Regions from separate parts of the Homo sapiens genome. Here regions 1 and 3 are each linked to region 2. A link is an interaction called in ENCODE POLR2A ChIA-PET data of the cell type or tissue named here. Cell type or tissue: CD4-positive, alpha-beta T cell. All regions are shown on one strand.

What was found. ChIA-PET counts read pairs that join two places held together with the same protein. Peaks named below come from ENCODE experiments on the same cell type or tissue, not always from the same donor. Only the 100,000 strongest peaks of a DNase experiment are listed, where the experiment ranks them.
Region 1: POLR2A ChIA-PET joins it to region 2 with 12 read pairs; 5 of 35 experiments call an interaction of 5 or more read pairs at or near these places.
Region 3: POLR2A ChIA-PET joins it to region 2 with 29 read pairs; 10 of 35 experiments call an interaction of 5 or more read pairs at or near these places.

What each region holds. Positions count from the first base shown.
Region 1 is chr15:31,388,963-31,396,962 of GRCh38, reverse strand. LOC105370939 (a long non-coding RNA gene) reads right to left here and starts at 4,079. Exons shown (of 2, transcript XR_001751466.2): 1 at 3,272-4,079. It also overlaps a transcript of KLF13 not described here. RefSeq lists a silencer at 4,417-4,466. In CD4-positive, alpha-beta T cell, no CTCF peak of the experiment used is centred here; DNase peaks (open chromatin) are centred at 3,410, 3,850 and 4,592; H3K4me3 peaks cover 2,015 bases; H3K27ac peaks cover 642 bases.
Region 2 is chr15:31,259,737-31,267,736 of GRCh38, reverse strand. No RefSeq gene overlaps it. Among named protein-coding and RNA genes, the nearest start is that of LINC03034, 33 kb to the right of the region's middle. In CD4-positive, alpha-beta T cell, no CTCF peak of the experiment used is centred here; DNase peaks (open chromatin) are centred at 1,196, 1,606, 3,576, 4,286 and 1 weaker place; H3K27ac peaks cover 3,239 bases.
Region 3 is chr15:31,358,273-31,366,272 of GRCh38, reverse strand. All of the region lies in intron 1 of KLF13 (KLF transcription factor 13), which reads right to left. Among named protein-coding and RNA genes, the nearest start is that of KLF13, 35 kb to the right of the region's middle. In CD4-positive, alpha-beta T cell, a CTCF peak has its summit at 259; DNase peaks (open chromatin) are centred at 242 and 4,672; H3K4me3 peaks cover 4,430 bases; H3K27ac peaks cover 7,897 bases.

The DNA of each region.
Region 1 (8,000 bases), 130 kb before region 2:
CTTCTAACCTCCAAGCTGTCCTTGTTCATTCCTAGGTGTAAGCTGAACTAACTTTGGGAGAAAACTTGGTTTATAGTTTATAGTTTAAAACAAAGACTGTAACATCCCTTTCCCAAAGCAGACCTCCTTCCTGCCTAGGGACTAGACTGCCTTTGTAGCTAGGACTAATAAATTAGCCAAAAAATTAGAAATTATGGTTTAGGAGTCACGCAGCTGGAGGCTACAAGATTCTGACTTTCCCAAGTTGCTTCTGGGGATAACATCACTATTGTAAAGCCTAAGATCCCTAAAATCAGTGCTTGAGATATTTTGCAGACCCTGTACTCCATGGATCAGCTGGCACCACCCAGGTCAATAAACTGGCTCATCTGATCTTGTGGCCCCAAACCAGGAACTGACTCAATGCAAGAAGACAGCTTCGACTCCCTAAGATTTCATCACTGACCAATCAGCACTCCCAACTCACTGGCTGCCCCCCAACCACCAAATTATCCTTAAAAACCCTAGGCCGGGCGCGGTGGCTCAAGCCTGTAATCCCAGCACTTTGGGAGGCCGAGGCAGGCAGATCACAAGGTCAAGAGATCAAGACCATCCTGGCCAACATGGTGAAACCCTGTCTCTACTAAAAATGCAAAAATTAGGCCGGGCACGGTGGCTCATGCCTGTAATCCCAGCACTTTGGGAGGCCGAAGTGGGCAGATCACCTGAAGTCGGGAGTTTGAGAGCAACCTGACCAACACAGAGAAACCCCGTCTACTAAAAATACAAAATTAGCCGGGCGTGGTAGCGCATGCCTGTAATCCCAGCTACTCAAGAGGCTGAGGCAGGAGAATCTCTTGAACCCAGGAGACGGAGGTTGCATTGAGCCAAGATCGCGCCATTGCACTCCAGCATGGGAAACAAGAGCGAAACTCCGTCTCAAAAAAAAGAAAGAAAGAAAGAAAAACAAAAAAACCAACCCTCCCAGGGCACGTGTATCACAGGCCCTGAGGGGACAACAGCCAGAAAAGCTGGTGAATGTCCAGTAGGCAGAGGATGGAGGATCAGGGACTCTGAGGCAGACTTCTTGGGCCGGAATCTCAGCTCCACCACCAAGCAGCAGCATGACTTGGGAAACTCAATTCCACATACTTTGGGGGTTTCCCTCCCCCATTTTTATTTTATCAAATTAATTTTGATGTGATATTATTAAGTGAAATTAAATGTCAAAACTGTAGATGAAATGTTGCCATCGGGGAAATGCAAATCAAAACCACAATAAGGTACCACTTCACATCCGTGACGATGGCTATGAACAAAAAGGAGGACAGTAACAAGTGTTGGGGCATGTGGAGAAGCTGGACCTCTCATGGATTGCCAGTGGGAATGTAAAATAGTGCAGATGGAAACAGTCTGGCAGTTCCTCAAAACTAAACATAATGTTGCTACATGACCCAGTAATCCCACTCCTAGGTGTATACCCGAGAGAAATGAAAACTTATGTCCAAAAATAAATAAATAAATAAATAAGGAAAAAAGAAAACTTATGTCTACACAGAAGCTTGTACACACATGTTCATAGCAGCAGCATTCATAGCAGCTAAGGAGTAGAAATAACCCAAACATCCATCAGTGGATGAATGGACTTTAAAAAAATAGTATATCCATACGACAGAGTATTATCAAGCCATAATAGTGAGTAGGGGCCGGGCACAGTGGCTCACGCCTGTAATCTCAGCACTTTGGGAGGCAGAAGTGGGCAAATCACTTGAGGTCAGGAGTTCGAGACCAGACTGGCCAACGTGGTGAAACGCCATCTCTACTAAAAATACAAAAATTAGCCGGGCGTGGTGGCGGGCATCTGCAATCCCAGCTACTCAGGAGGCTGAGACAGGAGAATCGCTTGAATCCAGGAGGTGGAGGTTGCAGTGAGCCGAGATTGCCTCACTGCACTCCAGCCTGGGCAACAGAGGGAGACTCCCTCTAAAACAAAACAAAACAAAACAAAGGGAGTGGAGTACTAACACATGATACAACATGGATGAAACTTAAAAATTTATGCTAAGTGAAATGAGACAGACACAAAAAAGCCACATATTGTTTGATTACATTTATATGAGATATTCAGAAGAGGCAAGTAGATGAGTGGCTCCTAGGGCCAGGGAAAATGGGGGAATATCGGGGTGATAGCTAAAGGGTACAGGGTTTTATTTTGAGGCAATATTCTATAATTAACTGTGGTAATGGTTGCACGTCTGTGAATATACTAAAGGCCAATGGATTACATACAGTAAATGGGTGAATTATATATGTGAATTATATCTCAAAAAAGTTATAGAAAAAATGCACCTAGAGAAGTCTCACTTCCACCTCCATCCTCTCTGCCCATATCCACAGGACTTCTTTTTGAAAAAATAAGCAAAATCTATATAAAATACACACCCACACTCTTTAAAATACTCCCTACTTTCTTTCTTTTCTTTTTTTTTTTTTTCTTGAGACGGAGTCTCGCTCTGTCACCCAGGCTGGAGGGCAGTGGCCCAATCTGGGCTCACTGCAAGCTCCGCCTCCCGGGTTCAGGCCATTCTGTCGCCTCAGCCTCCCGAGTAGCTGGGACTACAGGTGCCCGCCACCACGCCAGGCTAATTTTTTGTTTTTGTATTTTTTTTTTAGTAGAGACGGGGTTTCACCGTGTTAGCCAGGATGGTCTCGATCTCCTGACCTCGTGATCCGCCTGCCTCAGCCTCCCAAAGTGTTAGGATTTCAGGCGTGAGCCACCGCGCCCGGCCAAAATACTCCCTACATTCTTACTCAGGTAGGATTGTCTTCCATGTACTGCTTGGCACCTTCCTTTTTTTTCCTTTAACTTAACATTGCACCCCAGCGCTGTCAGCATCTCTCTTTGGCCAGTGCACAGCGCTTCTCTGTGGAGATGTTAGCCTCATGGACCGCGCCCCCAGGAACAACCTTGCCTGCAAGTTGCTTCCTGTCTGTCCAGGTGATCCCTGTGGGAGCCCCCTGAGATGCAAGGGCAAAGGCAGTCCAGGCTTGGCAGATGCCGCTGCCTGTCCCCCCACCTCTCCACCCACCACCCTCGCAGACAGAAGCCCGACCCGGTGCCCTCCAGCCAGGCAGCATGTCCTTGACTCTCCATAGAGGCCTCTGTTTGCTCTGTGAACAGGGCTGTGGTAGTAATGAGACGGGAGGATGGATACAGGTCCAGCACTCAGAACGATGCCTGGGCCATAATGAACATGATCTCAGTGGGAACTCTCATCATCACCCACCTCACCTTCAAGGCCAAAGCAGCGATGCCTGGCTGGGAAAGCTCTGTCTTTGCTTCCTCTCTGGTCTTGGAGCACCGAAGCGGCTGCAGCTGCGACCGCAGAGCACAGCGGGGGTTGAGCCCTGCGGAGTGGCGTGTAGGGAGTACTAGACGAGTAGTGGGAGGACCGAGGGACAAGGGTGCTGGGATGGGGCTGGATGGCCGGCACCCTGCCCTGGCTCTGAAACCCCCTGGCGGGTGGGTGCATCCTAGGTCTGAGGGGGACGGGGGGGGGACGGGCCGGGGGTGACGGGGTAGGTACTCTTTAGCCGGGTTTAGGGAAGGCCTCTCATGGGGGAGCAGTGGAGGAGAGGCGTGCAGGGAGTGCGCAGCACACCTCCGTCACCTCCATATCTGGACCGGGAAATGCAAAGGCCGAAGGCCGGGCCCGGCGGCTGCTTACTGAACGCTGCATGCCGCTAGGAGGTCCCAGTAGCCCCAGCAGGGTGGGGGCTGGCGGGAAGGTAGGGGCAGGCCGAGTTCTGGGAGAGACGCAGGTGCCAGGTGGGGTGGGATCTAGAGGCCCCTGGAGCAAGAGGGGAAGCCGCTGTGGGTTCTCCTTGGAAAGGGCTCGCGCGCCCGCCTCCAGGCTTGGAGGCTCTCCCAGGCTGCGGTCGGTCTCCGTCCAGGCGGGTATGGTGGGGCTGGAGCGAGCGGTGCTGCACAGTCGTGGAAAGGGGCTCTGCTTTGCAGGTGGAGCCGGCAGAACTTGCCTCCATGCTCTCCAGGCGTAGCGGACCTGGCTGGAGCCGGACAGTGCACCTAGAGCCGTTTCGGACCGGCTCACGGCAGCCGCCTAGACCTCCCGGAAGCGTCGCGGGCGGGGGCGGGGGCGGGGGCGGGGTGGGGGGCAATCACAGAAATGGGTGTGGGGCCCCAGATGGGGCTCCTGGCCCAGCCCCGAGCTGACCCTTGTCTTGGGCCGGTGCAGGACCCCCATTGTTAAAATACCGCGAGCAGACTCTACTGAATTTCCAAAACGTCACCCAAGTCACTGGCTCCTTCCTCCGAGCTATTTCTAGGGCGGACCCCCAGGACAGGCCTGAGGGGTCAGGGAGGAAGAGCCGAGTCCCGTGGACACCCTGCAGGCCCCTTCAGGGGCGGGACAGTCGCGCGCGTAGAGGACCCAGGATGCGCCGTCAGGGTCCTGAGGAGCGCAGGGGACCCGGGGGAAAAGGACGCGGGTGAGAGCTGGGAGAGCAGGGCGGGGCCACATCAGGAGGGGCGTGGCCTGGGCGGCTCGAGGCTCAGCACCGCCGCCCCGTCCCCGCGACCCGTGACTCGGCGCCCCAGCCCGCGGCCAAAGAGGTGGCGTCTACCCCAGTCTCACTGATAGTCGCTGCCCGCGGTACATGAGCTCACGTGAGGAGAAGAAACTTAGAATGACAGAGTGCAAAGCACAGTGACAATCCTTATCGTTCTCTCCCGGACCACAGCATCATCCTTGTGTCATCTGAGCTCGCCGTGGGCTGGGGGAATCGCAGTGGGCAGAGGGCGCTGCGAAGTGGAGACGACGTACTGCGGCGGCCGCGAGGGCCTGGGGCTGGCCGGGGTCCGAGGGGGATGGAGACCGCGACCCGGGGGTCGGGGGCGAGTGGGCAGCTGGCGGGTCTGGCCGCTCGCTTCGGAGGCAGTGAATGGCCCGGCCGGGCTCGGCGCCCGCCCAGCCGAGGGCTCCCCCGCCTCCGGCCCAGCCGTCCCGGCTGCCCTCCGAACGCGGCAGTCCGCGCAGGAATCCTCTGCCTTCCCGGGGCCTTCACAGATCCTCCCCCGGGCCGGCAGTTCACGAATTCCAGGAACTTACTAGAGCCTGGGAAGCCCGGGAAGCGCCTCCCGCCGGGCTCCGCCTCCCCCAACCCAACTCCGCGGACTCCTCGAGGGCTCCTGACTGCCTGAGGAGCGCAGTAACACCCAGCCCACACAGCCCCACACAGCCCCCCACAGCCCCCCTACAGAGCCCCCACACAGCCCCCCAACAGTGCACCTAGAGCCGTTTCGGACCGGCCCACGGCAGCCGCCTAGACCTCCCGGAAGCGTCGGGGGCGGGGGCGGGGGCGGGGTGGGGGGCAATCCCAGAAATGGGTGTGGGGCCCCAGATGGGGCTCCTGGCCCAGCCCCGAGCTGACCCTTGTCTTGGGCCGGTGCAGGGCCCCCATTGTTAAAATGCGGCGAGCAGACTCCACTGAATTTCCAAAACGTGGAGTTTTGGAAATTTGGAGCACAGCCCCCCAACAGAGATCCCCCCTCCACAGCCCTACAGCCCCACAAACCCAGCCCCCACAGACCCCACACCCAGGTCCCCGCACTCAGCCCCGCACAGCCCCACAACCCCGACACCCACAGCCCCACACAGCCTACACAGTTCCACACCCAGCCCCCTTCAGCCCCCCACAGCCCAACACCCAGCACCCACCCCCACAGCCTCCTCAGCCCTATACCCAGCCCCCCCACAGGACCACAGAGCACCCCCAGAGGCCCACACAACCCCCTCAGCCCTACAGAGTTCCCCAGAGACCCTCACAGCCCCCTCAGCCCCACACAGCCCCCCCACACTCCCCCACATTATCCACCCCCGCCATAGTCCCCACAGCCCTCCACCCCATAGAGAAGCCCCATGCAGTTGAGAATGTACATCCTTTCCTGACTCAACAGCCTAGTAAGGGTCAGGACAAAATGCCATGGCCAAGAGTGCCATGAACACTGTTTGGGGACAGGGATGGCCAGAAAGGCTCCCACCAGACATGACCTGTGGTCTGGGTCTTAGGGGATGAATGAGATTTGAGTAAGGAAGCCTGTTTCAGCTCAGGGAGCAGACCAGAAGAAAAGAAGGAAAATAAACACAGGGATAATGCCGAACACAGAGATAAGGGACACAGAAGCCTGATTCAGTAAATCCACCTTCAACTAATAGGAATTCCAAAAGAAAAGAATGTAGAGGGAGGGCAATTAACAATACAAGATTAGAGGAAAGCGTTGCAGACCTAAGGAACAGACCTAAGGAGACATGGGTCTGCAGATGGAGTGCTCCGTGGAATGCAGGATCAAGGAAAAAATGACCTGCCTCTAAAAATATCTGAACAAAAGTGCAGAGCAACAGGGAGTAAGATTGGTTGACAGATTTCGAAGATGGTAAAAATAAAATGTTCACGGCAAAGGCTGAGAACTGCAGTGCATCAGATCCCCATCAGTAGCAATGGTTGTAAGAAGATGATTGGCAAGTAATTTTGAACCTTGTTTTCTATACTAGGCCAAATTATGAATCAAGCATGGGGTAGAAAAAAGATACTGTTAGACCTCCAAGGACTCAAAAAAGCAGAAACCCATCGTCCCATGCATCCTTTCTTGGATAGTTACTTGAGGATGTATTCCAGCAAAGTGAGAAAGAAAGCTAAGAGAAAGACCTGGGATTGACTCTTGAGTGATCCACCAGAGGGTGGTAAAGGGAGTCCGGGGCTGTGCTCCCACTCAGGGACAAGGAGTGGGGGTGCGGATCCATGGGGTAGGAGAGGGCAGGGGAGGTCTTGAGAATAAAAGGGTGGCAAAACTGAGGCCACATCAAAGGCACATTATTATTCTGTTATTAATATTATTCTGTTAATAAAAAGGAAGCAAGGCAAATAAAAGCTATAGGGAAAATGTATATAACAAAATTCAACTTCCACTGTAAAGCAAACTAACATAGGATAGGATTTTCAGTTCCTGAGGGAAGGCAAAATGAGTTCGCCCCATTTGCTCTGGATGCTAAGAATATCTTCCTTGTGTGGTTGGAGACGGTGGTGGTGGTGTTGATGACTTTAGGCCCATAGAGAAAGAAATGTGCCCCTGGCCCAGCGGTTAGCTGTGCAGTGAGTAACATGTAACAGTGACATGCCCAACTGCCTAGGGGTGTAGAGGCTCCCACTGTTGCAGTTCGAATCCACTGGGCTCCACTTTTACTATAGACTAAGCTGCAAAAGTAAAGGCTGAGGAGGATGGTGTTGTGGGACCTAGAGAGAGTGGATAGCAGAGGCCATCCTACTCCCACCTTCCATGAAGGGGAGTCAAGATGCAGACCAAAGGTATGGTAGTAAATATAGGGGAGTAAGAGCTAATGTAAAGTTTCAGAGAGAATCTGCAGAAGAGTTAAAACACTCCTCTAATGTAAACACAGGGGGAGGAGGGAGAAGGTGCAGAGGGTAGAGGGGACTGGAGGTAATTACAGTTGATGCTTGAACAACATAGGGGTTGGGACCGTTGATCCCCTCCCCCATTGAGTCAAGAATCCACATAAAACTTTTGACTCCTCAAAAATTTAACTACTGATAGCCTGTTGACGAGAAGAAGCCTTGCTGATCACATGAACAGATAATTAACACATCTTTTGTATGTGAGATATATTCTGCATTCTTACAATATGGTAAGCTAGAGAAAAGAAAATGTTATTAAGAAAATAATTATAAGAAAGAATATATTTAGTATTCATTAAGTAGAAGTGGATCATTATAAAGGTGTTCGTTCATTCTCATTGTCTTCATGTTGAGTAGGCTGAGGAGGAGAAGAAAGAGGAGAAGCTGATCTTGCTGTCTCAGGGGTGGCAGAGGCAAGAGAAAATTTACATGGAAGTGGACCCACGCAGTTCAAACCCATGTTGTTCAATGGTCAACGGTATTCATCTTTCATATTAGGAAGCCAGTGTATTTTGTCAAATACTCATAAA
Region 2 (8,000 bases):
TGTGTGCGTGTGCGCATGTGTGTATTTGTGCGTGTGTGTGTATTTGTATGTGCGTGTGTATTCGTGCATGTGTATTTGTGTATTTGTGCATGTGTGTATTTGTGTGTGTGTGTATTTGTGTTTGCAGTGCAGCTTCTGCATGGCAGGTGGGCTCCAAGACTCAGGGTTTGGGCGGGGCCTAGAAAAGAGATGTTCAGGCAGGCGGCAGCATGGGAGTGGGGCAGCTGGTCTGGCAGCCCCTGAGAGGGCAGCAGCGGACAGGAGGAGCCCTTGGGGCTGGGGCTTTGCTGGGAGGCACCTGGCTCCTGCCCCACTGATGGCTGGGGTTCACTTCCTGGCCCTGCCATGGAGGCTGGGCCCTAAGCATGCCTCTAGCCCCCAACTCAGTCTCCAACCCATGAGTGGCCCCAAGTCCCCAGAACTTTGCCTTCTGAGGAGAACTGGCAGATCTGAGACTGGGCTGCGGGTGGGAGCGGGCAGGCCTGATCAGAGCACCTTCTGGAAGGTGGGGAGTCAGAGCAGGGCTTCCGGTCAGTAGCCCCGGCCCTAGACGCCCTTGGGGGACCTGTGCATAAAGGATAAAGAATGGTGGACTCCAGCCTGAGCTGCAAACTCGTGACATGCACCTCTTCGGGCTGAGAGCAGCTCCTTTTCAGCCCTCCTGATTTCTGGAGCCACCTTTGCAGCGGCCTCTGCCCTGCCATCTGCCTTGGCACATCACTGTATTCACCTCACTGCCCAGTTCTGCTCTGACGCCTGAGGGAGCTGCTCGGAGCAGGTCCCAGTGTACCCTGAGATCCCTTCGGCAATATAGCAGTGTCCCACGACTGGAGGGGGAGGGGGCAGGGCGTGAGGGAGCATGCAAGGTCCCGGACAGGGACTCGCTGCTTCTCCAGCCCCAGCTCTGAACAAGTGGGGACCCCAGCGCAGGTGTGAGACTCAGTCAGGGCTGCTCAGAGAGTGGAACTAACCCACTCAATGACAAAGAAACGAGGCCCCACTGTCCCTAAACAAACGCCACTCGTCCTCTGGCAGAGGGGTATCTTTTGGGGATTTGAACATGATCCCACCCTTCTTTTTCTTGCCTTTAACACAAACCACACAACAGCTGCACCCGCCTTGCAGACAGCAGGATCTGGGTTGAGCCCTCAGGCCCAGCTGCAGCGACATTGCGTGTTTTTGTCTTTTTGTGGTTTCTCCCTGGGGTTAGGCAATGTTTCGTTTCTCAGCACAACGACCCACTGAGCAGGCCTCTCTCCGCGGTGTCAACAGTGTCATCAGTGGAGGGGGCTGGGGCGGGGCGGGGGGGGGGTTCTGCGCTGTGCCTGCCTCTGGACTCCTTCCCAGCAGATTAACTCATTAGGAAGCCCCAGTGTTCCCCAGAGGTGCTGGGTGGAGGGGGACGCTGGCCGAGGGGTGTTCTAGTGAGATTAGGATATAGCCAATGCCTAAGGCGGTGTGCACTGCTCTGGGATAGGGGCCACGTTTATCACCAGTCGCCCGGCACTGGCATCTCAACTAAGAAGGCCCCAGGCTCTGAACCAGCAGCCCCTCTGACAGCTGGGCCAGACTAAGCTGGGGCCCCATGATGTCCCGGCTTCCTGGAAGTCAGCCCCATCCCAGTTTCTCTTCTGTCTCACCCTCTGCGTCCCCAGCTGACCCCGTGGCCTCCTCTGAGGGCTACCCAGGGAGTCCCTGCAGGTGCCAGGTGTTTACCACATGTCGCCTCACTTCCAAGATGCAAGGGGTCACTAGAGGGCAACAGCAAGGCTGTAACGTGGGGCTGGAGCCCCAGCCTGGTGACTGCAAGACCACCCGGCTCTCTCCTTGCACCATCAAGGCACATCAAAGGGCTGCCTTCACACCTGTGTGCTCGGCCAACCCATGCAGACTCCTGCACCCGGGTGTCGATGCCCCCTCAGCCTAAAAAGAGACTCCTGACCCTGGGGCTTGGGGCCTTCCCAGGGACTCCCCAGAGCTTCTGCCTAGACAGGCCACCCCATGCCAGACTCCAGGTCCCTGATCCTCCTGCCCCCCCACCAGACCCTGCCCTGTTTGGTGGCAGCCACAAGAGCTCTCACTGTGGAGAACCCTCCAATATCCTAATATCCCGCCCACTCCTGAGTGCTGTTCGGCGGCTGCGGTCAAAGTCCATTTCGACAGCCCCGTTCACTCTCCTAGCCTAGCTCACAGCTTGGGTGGCCTGAGACCCTAAACAAGGTCGGCTGGGAAAATCTATTGCTTCCCTGATATCAGCAATGCCGCAGCAGGCAAGGCCTTTGCCTTCCTCACCCCTTGCTGGCGGCCCAGTGTCTAGAGCACCACACCAGGAGGGAGGCCCCCCGGAAGGCCCTCGAATAGCAGAGCTGAACGTGCACAGCTGCCTGCCCCAGACCTCTCTCTGTGGCAGAAAACGAGCTGCTGCCCTAAGCCTCTGGGGTGGGCCCCTGTCCCTTGTAGCCAGACATTTTTCTAGCTGCTGCCCCAATGGACCCTGCAGACCGGGGGCCCTAGGACCACCGAGTGCAGAGGTGGGGGCGGGTGCCCTCTGCCCCCTCCACTCCCTGGAGCCCAGCAGTCTGGGCAGTGGGGTTACCCCCTAAGGGATGCCACAGCCCACCAGCTCCCCACAGAGGCGGCGTCCTGAAGCCCCTCTGTCACCGTCTCTTAGTTGTCCTTTCTGGCTCAGAGCATGCACAGGGAAAGGCAGGAGGCAGGGACAGGTCTGCAGGTGAGAACCACTGGAATGGACTCTGCCTGGGGATTATTTGTGGCCAGTCCTGGTGAAGGTGCTTCCTGAAATGCCTTCTCTCTGTGCCCCTTTGATACTCCCTACTCCCCTATCTCCCACAGTGGGGCCTTTCCTCCCGGCAGCCCCCTCCCAGTGCTTAGTCCAGGGTGGGGAGATGGGGATCATGGGAGGTGCTGGGGAGGTACGGTTCATGTGAGGCCTGGGGACCTTTGTATGGGGTCCCTAAAGCTGCTCCACTCCTTCCCTAGGGTCCCCAAGCCCAGGACCTCACAGTCGCCCCTGCCCCCTGCCCCTCATCCCCCTCCTTCTCAAAGCCAAAAGGTTCTGCGTGCTGCTCTCCAGGGCTCCTCCTCTGGATCCTAAGCCCATAGCTGAGTTTAGGCCTCAGCCTGCTAAGTGCACGTTTCCTGAAGCCCACCCATAGCAGGAGACACAAGAAGGGGTGAGGGAGGGCTGCCGGGCAGCCTAGGTGCCACTCGGATGGCAGGGGTGTTGGGGCCGGTCCCCTGCCGCCCCCTGGAGCTGGCAGTCCATTTCAGAAGCAGAAACAGGAAGTCCTTCCTGACTGCCAAGCAGGGCAGGGCAGGTGCTCAGTGTGGCCCAGCTGCTCAGAGCAGGCTGGTGAGGCCCTGGCAGCAGGCACAGCAGGGCCCCGACAGCAGGATCCCCAGCCGAAGACACTCTCTGGGCCACAGGACAGGGAGCCGGCCACAGGATCAGCCCACAGTTCGTGGCTGGGAGCTGGGCATGGGAACGAGAAGAAAGACCAGCTCAGGAACCGGCAACCACAGTGGGTTTCGGTTCAACCAGCGTTTGCGGAACCCTGGCTTTGTGCCAGGCAGAACACTCAGCACTGGAAAGGCGCCAAGGGGAAGGTGGCGCAGGCCTGCCCATCTCAGTTTCTGCTCTGAGCAGACGGGTCACCCAGGAAAGGGCCACTGCAGAAACACGTGGAGATCAGACAAGACACAGTGGGGCTGGTCCCCGAAGAAGCAGTCCCCAGATGTTGGCTGGGTGGGGAGGGGAGTGTGGGGTTCGAATCAGCCAGGGAGGGAACAGGGCGAGAGCAGGACAGGCCGGGCCTGGCTAGCATGTGGCTGGCACACAGCTGAGGGCAAGACAGATGGCTGGGAGCAGGCACTGTGCTCAGTGGAACCTTTTCAGGACCCAGGCTGGGGAGAGACAAGCTGAGAGCAGAGGTTCGGGAAGATGGCAGGGTGGCGGCGGCAGCATTGCAGAGGTGGGATTGCCCTGGCTTTCAGGGGGGCATCACATCAGGGCCTTTGAGCTGAGCTGCAGAGTCTAAGTGGCATAGGGAATTTCCCAGCTCAAGTCAAGAGAGCTAGGACATAGTTAAAACCTGGAAAGGACGGGCAGGTAGAAGTCCAATTCCAGGTTCAGCCTCATTGGGTAAATGACGCATCGAAAACTATGCACGTGCTGTGGGATAAATTTCCAGAGTCTGCATGCTTAGGCCAGATTCTCTAGAGCAAGAGAGGGCCTGCCAAAAGGTCAGTGCATGATTCAGGTCTTTTGCAAGTCACCAATTCTAGCTGACTTTACACTGAAAGAGGAACTTGAGACAAGGAAGCCACGCTGGAGCTCCAGAGAGCCCTGGGGAGGGTGCAGCAGAATCACCTCAAACTCTCTCTGCGTTGGCTTGGAGCTCCTTCCTCTGCAGACAGATGCCCTGTGCTCCCAGACCCTGCCATGGGAAATGACTGTCCCAAATCCCCCCAAGTTTATGTCTCGGTAAAGTGAGCTAGGATCTCCTGGGGCCAGTTCTGCACTCCTGAGGAGGGGGCTTTGGTTGGTCAAGTGCACATCCCTGCGCTAATCCAGCGTAGCTGGGGCAAAGTCACCTCATCCGGATCAGAAAGATCAGACCCCAGGAAAGTGCTGAGAGGCGCTGAAGGTGTGGGGCTCATATACATGCACCCCAGAACCTGATTTACTATGCCCAGAGAAGATGGCATATGGCCGTGTGTTTGCCTTCCAGAATCTCAATGCAGCCTTGTTTGCATGTGATATGTGTGACATGGATGAACAGCAACAGATTTAGGGCCAGATAGGCTTCTTGATTTTTGTCGGATGTCTACAAGCCTGGCCTGTAGTGTGACCCCTTCAGGTGTTCAGCTTGGACAGTAAACAGTCATCAAGGGCTTGCCTGCCACACCAGGCTGTACCCTGAGGGTACAATGTAAAATAAGGTCCCTGTCCATAAAGGATTACCCAGGATCCAGGAGGAACTGGTGATAGGTCACTGTTATGTGCACTAGAAAGAGAGCTTAGATATTAACTTGCCCCTGGTTGTTTTTGCGTGTGTGTATGTGTGTGTGTGTGTGTGTCTGTGTGTGTGTGTATATTGAAGAACTTTTTTCCCCAAGCAAAATCCTACCTGAAACTCTTAACACGCCAGAGACATCCCCAAAGACAGGGGTGACTCCTCCCCTGGAGTAATTCCTGAACAAATCTTTGGAACCAGTTTGAAAGCTAAACGGGTCTTCACACCCCCAATGCTGGGTTTTTCCTCCTCCCCCAGGCTGCCTCGGCCTCCTTCCTCTCCACAGCACACCTCTTCTGAGTCCCAGGGTGAGCCTCTCTGGGATCCACAAAGACCGTGGGTGCCAGGAGGCAGAGTCTGGAAATCAGAAATGCCAGCTTTGGGCCATACATGGAGAGGCTGGGGATGAGCTGGTGAAGATGCCCCGTGGTGCTGACTCAGGGCTCCTGCAGCTCCCACCTCCAGACCCTCCTCTGCCTGGACTCCTGTGGGCTGCCCCTCAGACCACAGCCAGCCCATGATTCCCCACTGGACTGACCCACCTAAGTCCTCTTGCACCCCGTAGAGCATCGATGTGCCTACCTCATTTTACAGAGGAAATAACTTCCAGATAAGCCAAAGGAAGCCAAGGCAAACCGTGTCTACTCTGCCATATGTCACTTACATTACCTTATTAATCCCCACAATCACCTTTGTCTTTACACCTGAATAATCTGGAGTCTGAGCTCACTCATGTCCTCAAGCTCACACAACTGGTGTGGCCGAGCAGGAGTTTAGACCAGATCTCTGAGATTTCAAAGCCCTCACTCTGCAACAAAGGAGCATGGATTGCCAGTGGCAAGCGGAGGACACGGATCCCAGGCCCCATCTCCCATCCATGCATCTTTGACAAAACATGGTGAGTTCTCACCTTGTCCCTCCTGACTTAGAATCCTGAAAGGGACCCAGTGCCCATCAAACAACAGCTGGGAGGTTGGATCCCTGCCAGCCACAGGCGCTGCTGCTTGCAAAGCTCCATCTTTCAGCTCCACTGACTTACCCCAAAGGTGCATGCCTTTTACTGCTCCATACCCTGAAACGTGCTGTTCCTGCTGCCTTGAGTGCCCTCTCATCCGGGGTGGTCCACCCTGATTACCAAGGGGAAGCTGGGTGCTGCTATACACCAAGGCAGAAGGAAGGTCCAGAAGCCAGGGGGAGTCTCTGGGGTTCCTACAAGTACCTGCTGTCCGGTCATAAAGGTCAGTGAGGAAGTGCAGCAACAACCAAAGGCACAAATAAAGCCTCAATGATCCCATCATGTAAAGAGCCCCGACTAGCTGAGCTGCAGGCAGAAGGCGAAGGAGAGCTGCATTGGCTGGAGAGCACACAAAGTTGTAGATGCCAACAGGCCTCAGGACTACTTATAGGGGCTGGGCTTCATGGCTTATACCTATAATTCCAGTGCTTTGGGAGGCTGAGCTGGGAAGATCCCTTGAGGCCAGCAGTTCAAGACCAGCCTGGACAATCTAGTAAGACTCCGTCTACTAAAAATACAAAAAAATTAGCCAGGCATGGTGGTGCATGCCTGTAATCCCACCGACTCAGGAGGCTGAGGCATGAGAATCGCTTGAGGCCGGGAGGCGGAGCCCACAGTGAACCGATGCAGGTGCCACTGCACTCCAACCTGGGCAACAGAGTGGGACTCTGCCTAAAAAAAAGAAAAAGTACACAAATTGTAAGTGTACAACCCGACATAAAGCACACATCTGTGTAACAGCATCCAGGCCAAAAGCACATGGCCAGCACCCTAGAGCTCCCTCTGGGCCCCTCCAAGGCCTACCCTCCACCCCCTAGAGTGACCATCACCCTGACCCTAACCCCAGGTGGCAGTTCTGCCTATTTGAACTTTGTACGAATGGACGCATATTGTCTGTACTTTAGGGCCTGGCTTCTTTCTCTCAACTCTCTGTGTCTAAGAGTCATCTCTGTGGTTCTGTGTGATTGTGCATGGTTGATACTCGTAGTTATGAAGATTTCATGTACGAGGATAAAAGCAATTATTTGTCTATTCTACTGTTGATGAATATTTGGGTAGTTTTCAGTGTTTGTCTACTACAAAGTGCTGCTTTCATCTTTTTTTTTTCTTCTTTTTTTTTGAGACAGAGTCTCACTCTGTCACCCAGGCTAGAGTGCAGTGGCGCAATCTCGGCTCATCGCAATCTCGCTTATCACAACCTCTGCCTCCCAGGTTCAAGTGATTCTCCTGCCTCAGCCTCCTGAGTAGCTGGAACTGCAGGTACGCGCCACTAGCCCAGCTGATTTTTGTATTTTTTTTTAGTAGAGACGGGGTTTCACCGTATTGGCCAGGCTGGTCTCGAACTCCTGACCTCATGATCCACCCACCTCGGCCTCCCAAAGTGCTGGGATTACAGCCATGAGCCACTATGCCCGGCCTGCTTTGATCATTCTTAGGACCTATCTTTTGGTGAACACACACACACACACACACACACACACACACATATGTATTTCTGTTGGTTATATTCCTAGGGGTGGAATTGCTGGGTCATAGGCAAGCACATGTTCAGCTTTGGTCATGCACCTGTCTTCCAAAGTGATAACGCCAAGCCACTCTCCCCACTGCAGTCTGGTTTCTCTCCATCCTCAACTATGTTTGGGATTCAGTCTTTTACATTTTAGCCTTTCTAGTGGGTAGGTGGTGGCATTGCATTTTCTCCCTTCCCTCCCCTCCCCTCCCCTCTCTTTTCTCTTCTGTCTTCTCTTCCTCTTTCTTTCTTTCTCTTTCTTTCCTCTCTTTCTCTCTCTCTCTATCCCTCCCCTCCTCCTTCTTTCCCTCCCTCCCTTCTTTCTTCTTTTTTCTTTCCTTTCTTCTCTTTTCCTCTTTCTTTCCTTTCTCTTTTTCTTTCTTTTCATTATTTCTTCCATCCTTTCTTTTTCTTTCTTTTCTTCTTTATTTTCTTCTTT
Region 3 (8,000 bases), 99 kb before region 2:
TGTAGGAGGGTTGGGGGAACTGTGGGGAGCTGGGAGAGGGGCTAAGCCATGCTGGGGTTTGGGGGTCCTACAGGTGCCAAGCAGAGGGGGGACTCTTCGGGTACCAGGCTGCATGGCCGGGTGATGCAGGGTAGGGGACCGCATGCAGTTGCGGGGAGAGTGGGGTGGGTGGGGATTGGAGTATGGTTGGGCGGGGCAGCTGCTCAGGGCTGCGCGTTACATAAATGTTCCCTGGCGCCACAGCGAGGCCGCGAGCGGAGCAGCGCCCCGAGTGAGAGCAATTGCCTCATCTTATCAGGAACACAGCGTCCCACATGCTGCTCTTGCCCAAGCCGCAGGCCCAGGCGGGGACAACGTGTTCTCTCAGAGAGCCAGCCGGAAGGGGGGCGCAGGGGCTCTCTCTCCTTCAGCTGAGCCCCCAATCCGCCTCAACACCCAAGTCCCAGGCCCTCCCCTCTCCCCCACAGCAGCCACATGCAAATGCAGCCAGCTCAGGAGTGTGCGTGCTCCAGCTCAAAGCCTGAGCTCAGACTCGGGCTGTGGCATGGACTCCACTCTGCTCTGCCCTCCTGCGCAAAGGGCACGCTCCAAGTTATCTCCTGCAATCCAGCCTTAGCCAAACTCCCCCCCAACCCCCCACAGGTGAGTGGGCCCCCCCACCCCACCCGGCTCCAGCTGCACCTGTATAAACCACACTGCAGATCTTTCTGTCTGCGAACCTCCTGTGGGAAGCCTGTTGAGTGGTCATTTTTGCAATGTTTCCAATGCCCGGTACCAAGCTGGGGCCAGAGCAGCGTCTGCCGCAAGGGCCTCTTCTGCCGGCCTCCTGCTGGGTCTTCTCTAGGAAGCCTCGCTGAGCTCCCCTTCATGGAAGGGAGAAGGGAAGAAATGCAACTCCTACCGGGAGGTCCTGGAAAGGCAAATGAGCCATCACCCTCACAGGGATGTCTTGGATACAACAGACCTCTGGAGCGCAAGGGTCCATGTGGGTGTGTATCTGGAGGCAATGGCAGGGGCAGCGCTGGTCAGACTCAAAGGGAGGCACAGGGAGAGGCTTCCAAAGAGAAATTGCTTGCCCTCAGGCTCCCAGGCCACTGTCCCCAGTCTCCAGGTATTCCCCACCAGTGAGTGGGCTGTCATTCACTGATGGACAGCTCTGCCCTGTGGGCACTGGTTTGGGGCCACTTCTAGCTCCCAACCTCAAGACTGCAATGTTTTTCACTCCAGGAAGACTGTTCACCCTCCTGTTCTGGAGCAGGTCAGCATGGCCAAACACAGGGGCTGATCAACTGCTGGCCTCCAATGAAACTCAGGCATACAGCCTCAGGGGTAGCAGAAAGGCCTGGCCTCTGTGGTGGGGGGTGGACTTCCTAACTCCTTAGGAGGCCATTTGACTGTCCTGCTCGTCTCTAGAAATGTTAGTGGTTTATTAAGCCACATGGAGCTGACATGCACATGGCTTCGCAGGAAGTCCAGGTTGGAAGCTCTTACCCACCCACTGAGCAGGTAAGGGAAGTGAGGCCCAGGAGGAGAGAGTGAGCTGTCATTCAGCTGGCTGGCGCCAGAGCTAGAGCCGCAGCTGGAACCTGCCTGGGGCAAGGAAGCAGCCTGCTCTACCTCCACTCCTTTGTTGATGCCTCAGGGATTGTCATCCAGCCTGTTTCTCAGTCACTGTGAGGGTTAAGTGGGAGAATACGTGGGGCACATGCCTGCTGCACAGTGGTGCTTGGAGGAGATAACAATGTTATCACCTATGGGCCAAGGGGCCCCGGGAAGCATGTTTGTGAGCCGCCCAGTAGTGAAAGAGACATGGGGGGCAGGTGTGCCCTGTCCCAGGCGCTCTGGTCTAGTGCCGCTGATCACACACTACTATCCACTCTTCACATGCAAGAGCTGGCAGGGTGCTGAAGCCTGGCTGGAGACTGCCACAGTGTCGGAGGCAACACTGCTTCAGTGAGAGAATCCTCCTTGGGCAAATGTGTGGCTCCACATTTCTACAATGCTTGCGAAGATATTTTTTAAAGTAGGCATTTTTCTTGTTGCTTTGCTTTGTTTTCGAATAGGATAACTTGATCCTAAAAATTCATACAGAAAAACACACAGTAATAGCCAGAAAAAAATCCTGCAAAACAATGACGTGGGGGAAACGAGACCACCAGGATTCAACACAGTTTCGTAAGCTGATCACTGGCCAGTGAAGCCCAGCAGAAATGGCAGAATTAGAACGAAAGGTAGTGGTAACTGTGCAAAGGACAGAGTGACATCTCGAACCCCTAGGGCAGGGAGCAGTCAATACATGTTATGAGGACACTTCGGTAGCATCTGGAAAGGCTGGGTTCATACTTCCCACCCTACACCAGGATAAATTCTAAATGGGTCAAAGATTCTAATGTGAAAAATAAAACCACAAACATTCTAGGAGAAAACTGTAAGACAGAAGTTCCTTCTATGAATCAAAGTCCACAAACCATAAAAGAAAAGACTAAAGGCTGGGCATGGTGGCTCATGCCTGTAATCCCAGCACTTTGGGAGGCTGAGGCAGGAGGATCACCTGAGGTCAGGAGTTCAAGACCAACCTGGCCAACATGGTGAAACCCCGTCTCTACTAAAAATACAAAATCAGCCGGGCGTGGTGGCGAGCGCCTGTAATCCCAGCTACTCAGGAGGCTGAGACAGGAGAATCACTTGAGCGTGGGAGGCAGAGGTTGCAGTGAGCTGAGATCACACCACTGAACTCCAGCCTGGGTGACAGAGTGAGACTCAGTCTCAATCAATCAATCAATCTATTTGACTGCACAAAACAGTATACTATACTTCTCCATGAACAAAGTCACCATAAACAAAGGCAAGAGATAACTGACAAAACTGAGAGAAAAAATATTTGCAGCTCCTATCACAAACGGCTAATCTCCAATACAGAAAGAGCTCACAGGAATTTTAAAAAGAAAAATATCCAACAGAAAAATGGGCAAAGCCCATTCATAAAAAAGGAACTACAAATGGCTCTCAAATGCATGAAAAGATGCTCCACCTCATCCATCAGGAGCTAATGGCAGATGAGACACACTGAAATGCAGCTTGGTAGCTTATCACCTTGGTGAGGCTGCAGGTAAGCAGGCATTCTTTGCTGATGGGAGTACAAACTGCTACAACCTCCATGGAGGGCGATTTGGCAATACCTATTAAAATTAGAAATGTGCACACCCTTTTACCCACATCTGAACTTTTGACATCCTAGCCTACAAACGCATTTGCACACCTACAAAACGGGATATGCTCCTGATTAGTCAATGCAGCAGGAACCTGAAAACAACTCATGTCCTTCCACTGGGGCCTGTCAAATAAATTATGGAACGCACATATAACAGAACACTATCGCAAAGAAGTAGAATGAGTTCTTTACAAACTGATATGGAAAGATCTCCAAGCTGAGTGAGGAAAACAAGGTTGAGGAGAGATGACCAGCAAGGATCTACGTGCGCCTTGGCCTGTATGTGCAGAGAGAGGGTCCCTAGGAAAGTAGGAACAGAGATCACCCAGGGGAACACTGAGCAGATGGAGAACAGGGAAGGTTGACAGAATTTTCCCTGGGGAAACTACTTAAATCTTTTAGATTCTAAAACACACAAATGCATTTCCTATTCAAAAAGTTAAATTCAAAACAAAAAATCCATAGCAAACTAGAAAATGCTAGCCATCAATAATGCCAATTTAAAAATCAGACATTCAACACTCTGGGCACATTACTGGCCCCATTCTGTATTCCCTATTTCAAAGCACAGTTCCTCATATTACCCCAAGAGCTCTCTTAAAATAACAATGGTCGCCCAGGCAGATTCTCCTCAGAATGTGCTGGGCAGTGGCTTCCAGGATGAGAAACTCAAAAATAGCAATAAAGTCCAATCTAGCTTTGTAGGAGATGTTCCCAGGGCAGGGCTCCAGGGCTTTAGAGCCCCTGGGTCACGCTGCAAACTGTCCTATTGGAGAAGGGCCCTCCCTGATAAATTGTTTGATAGGCCCAGCAGTTTAGAACGGGTCAGACCTAAAAGGCTATGGGTGACAAATATTCAGCAAAGGATTTAAACAGAAGCAGTTCCAGAGTTGTAATTCCACGTCAGAAGCCCCCTTCAGGCTCCTGAATACCACACTCCTGCCATAAGACCACTTTGTGACACCACTGTGGGCTGAAAATTAGCCCAGGTGGATGGCAGCTAGGAGAGCCAAGTCCATCCAGCCACTAGGATGCAGATCCCAAGTGCCACTGTAGGGGCTCATGAGGAGTAGGAACCAGGGAATCTGTGGACTACTGGGAAAGGGTTTTCTCTTGCACCAAGAGAAAAGGAAGGAGGGAGGGAGGGAAGAAAGAGGGCAGAGCACGTGGTGGGTAGGGAAAGGGACACAGTATGGAAAGGCCTCTTGGGCCTGCCTCTGGCTGTGACGTCTGGGGTGGGGGGTGGGGGGCACCAGCCTTGACAGTCACAGGGGAGATCTGCAGAATCTCACAGAGAAGTCCAACTGCTTCTTGACACGAACAAGCACCTGCACAGCCAGCCCCAGCTCTGCACCCCAGGTGCCCGTGCTCCCAGCCGGCTCTCTAGGCAACTGAGGGAGGGGCCCCTGTCTGCAGAGCCTTTGGCAACCATCGTGGCCCACTTCCTCTTCCTGTGTCTCCCCTCCCCCAGCCTTCATTTCCTCCCCCTGCCCTCTCCTTCTGTGTCTCCTGGGGGGGACCTTGCCTGCAGGGACCCCACCCTGCTAAGCTCTGCTACAGACACTCAATGGCACAAACAGCTGCATGTACACTCTTTACAGGGGTGCAGCTTTTACTTTTGGCCTGCACTGGGCTCATCTGACTCTACCAACCCGGAAGACAGGAAAGTGTTGATGTGAAACCCTTGTCAGAGGTGAGAAACCAAGTGACCTCACCAAGGTAACACACCCAGAAGGGTGGGCCTGAGGCTAGGCTACACCGGGAAGAAAGACATTCTCACAGCCCCTCCCCAGCATGGAACAGGAACACTGCTGCCCACGTTCACGTTCCAGGAGGAGCAAGCAGGGGCACCCACCCACAGTGCGGCGAGGCTACCCTCTGCACCCAGGGGCCCCTGCTGCCCCCACAGCCAGGCTCTACGAGGCCTATTTCACGGCAGGCTTGCCCAGGCTGGGGGCATGTGGGCCTGAGGACCTGTGGGGGACCTCCACGGTCCCCAGCTCCCCTGCAGCAGGAGGCTGCAGCTGAGGAAGGAGCCAGGCAGTTCCCTGGAAGGGCCCAGCGCTACCAGGCAGCGCACTCAAAACAATGGCACTCAGAAGCCCTGGAGGAGCCTCGGCAGGCTCCTCTTCCAGGCCCAGCACCTGCCACCTGGCCGGCTCCAGGTGCACAGCAGGCTCAGTTTTCTCAGGAAAAATGTGGCAAGGTTTCCAGCAGAATATAACGAAACAATGTATTCTTCAGGGTTGGTTTCACAAAGTAAATACATCCGAATTAAAATGAGCTTGTAATTTGGACGACGGGCCTAAAAAACGCCTTTGGTTTTTGAGGGAGCCGAGACAAAACAACAACAACAACAAATTAGACAACGGTCTGTTTTTTCTGAAACAGGTGAACAGTGCCGGGGCTTCTGCTAGGAACCTCCAGACCCCCAGGGAGGAGCTAGAAAGCCCCCAGACCTCTCCTGCAGCAGCCCAGGCCCATGGAGCCACCAGGGGCTCTCGGTCTTGCCCACTAGGAGCAAGTTACCCCTACCCTTTGGGAAAGCCCTTGTGTTCAAAAACCCTCTTGCAGAGAACAGGTGACCTGGCAGCCCCGGGCCCTGTCCCTCAGCCCTGCCCGCAGGTCTAGTAGCCCCCTACATCCTGCTCAGGCTTGTCGCAGCCTAAGTGCGTTGGAGAGGGCCTGAAACAGAGCCCCACTGCCTGCCATGTGGGGAGACCAGTGCTCTGGGGGGCCACCTCTTCTCAGGAGACAAAGCCCACCCTCTTCCCGGCACAGGCCTGCCCGCTGCATGTCCGTGCCCACACCTTCCTCCCTGTATCCTGCTGGCCCTGTTTCCTAAGCCCTTCCCTGTCCTAACCTAGAACAGGGCCCTAACCTTAAGGCAGCTGACCCCAGGGACACCAGCCGGGAAGAAAAGCAGTGCCACACTCTGCACTATCCCACGGCCAGGCCCCCAGAAGCTTCAAGGTTGGAGTGACCCCCTCTGCAACAGCTCTGTACGGGACTCCAAGACCTGAGGCTACCTAGGTCTGCCTGATGCCAAGGGAGGGCTAGCAAGAGCTGGGAGGAGCCACTGGGGCAGGAACCCTGTTCTGTGTCCTACCTGCCTCCCTCCCCCAAGACCACAACATGCGGGGTGGAGGGCTCAGCGCTCCTTGGTGTCATCCCCAAGGTTACTGGAACCAGGCTTCACAATCTGTTGGATGGGGTAGACGAGGGAGAGTAAGCACACGGAGCCAGCCCAGCTGTCTCTCTCGAATGTTCTTCTGAACCACCAATGTGAGCTGCTGATAAACAGCCCCTGGGAACGTGGACAGGGAAGAAAACAGACTACCAAGTGGCTGAGCCCCACCCTCAAATGCACACATGAAATGCATATGCCAGAGCTCTAATTGCAGGAAGGAAACAGAGGTTACCTCAGGAAGATGGGATTTGTGTGTGACTGTCCTTTCTGCATTTCTGCCTTCATCAAATGAATCACTTTGGACAGTCAGAATTAATGCAATAACACTATGTAACAAAGTGGTGTATGTACACACACGTACCTTTCACCCAAGCTCCAGCTCACCACTGGGACTGCTTCCACAGAACCCAGCACCCCAATCCCTAAGAAGGGAATAGCACTAGTTTGCATGAACCAGTACACTGCCTGGAAAGGTTAAAAGGACCACATGCCAGAATTTCATAAAGGTGTTTGCTCTCCTTTTGCTAAGGGTTACAAAACACACTTGAAAATTTCCGTTCTCAAGGTCCCTTTTAAAAACAGAAATAATAGAATACCAATGGTTTCTGCCAACAGAAGGCCAGAAGCCACCTGAGACAAGGGCTCTGGAGCTTCTCTCCTTCACGCACACCCGAGTCACAACCCTTATTGCTCCTCAATGGATAAGTAGGGAGACGTATATCGGCCCCTTGCCACAGAAGCTTCCAGATCATGGATTGTGCAAGTGAAGGCCTTCTCCAGATGAACGGTGCTACCTGTGGACTCATGAGAGCTGAACCCAAAGAACAGACATTTCCATTTCCTTTCCATTGTGAGACCCTCATCACTAGCTGCCTCCCAGGGGAAGCCAGAAGCATCTTCCCTGAGCACGGTAGGGTGACGCATGTCCAGCTGACCCCACTGCCCCCGCCTTTCCTCTGCCATCTTGAAGGGAATGTTCCCTGGCTTCAGGAGCCAGTGTGCGGTTAACATCCTTGTTCTGGGCATCGGGAGGCAATGTGACTGCTTGCGTACCAACACAGCCCTGATGGCTGGTGATAGCCCAGGGGTGACATTCCTATGCACCTCTTCAGATATTTTCTGAAACACAAGGCAAGACAGGAATATGAGGTTGGAATCCACAATTACAGAGCCAGGTTTATTTAGCTGATAAAAATGCTCTTCATTTGAGGCTGATCAAAAGTAAAGGCAATTTGTATCTAAAATACATAAAGAACTCAATCTCAACAATAAGCAAATGCCAATTTAAAAAATGAACAAAAGATCTGAACACTCTTACCAAAGAAGATAGAGAGATGGTAAACAACTGTGTGAAAAGGTGTTCAGTGTCATTTGTTATTATGAAAATTCAAATTACAACGAGATATCACTATACATATTTATGAGAATGGTTAAAATCCAAAACACTGACAATACTAAATGCTGGTGGAGCAACTGGAGCTCTCATCCATTGCTGCAAGCATGTTAACCACAGGGGAGCTGACCAGCCACTTGGGAAAACGATGTTTTGACAGAAACTGTAAGAATGCAGACAATCGCAACTGTACTATAGTCAACCTG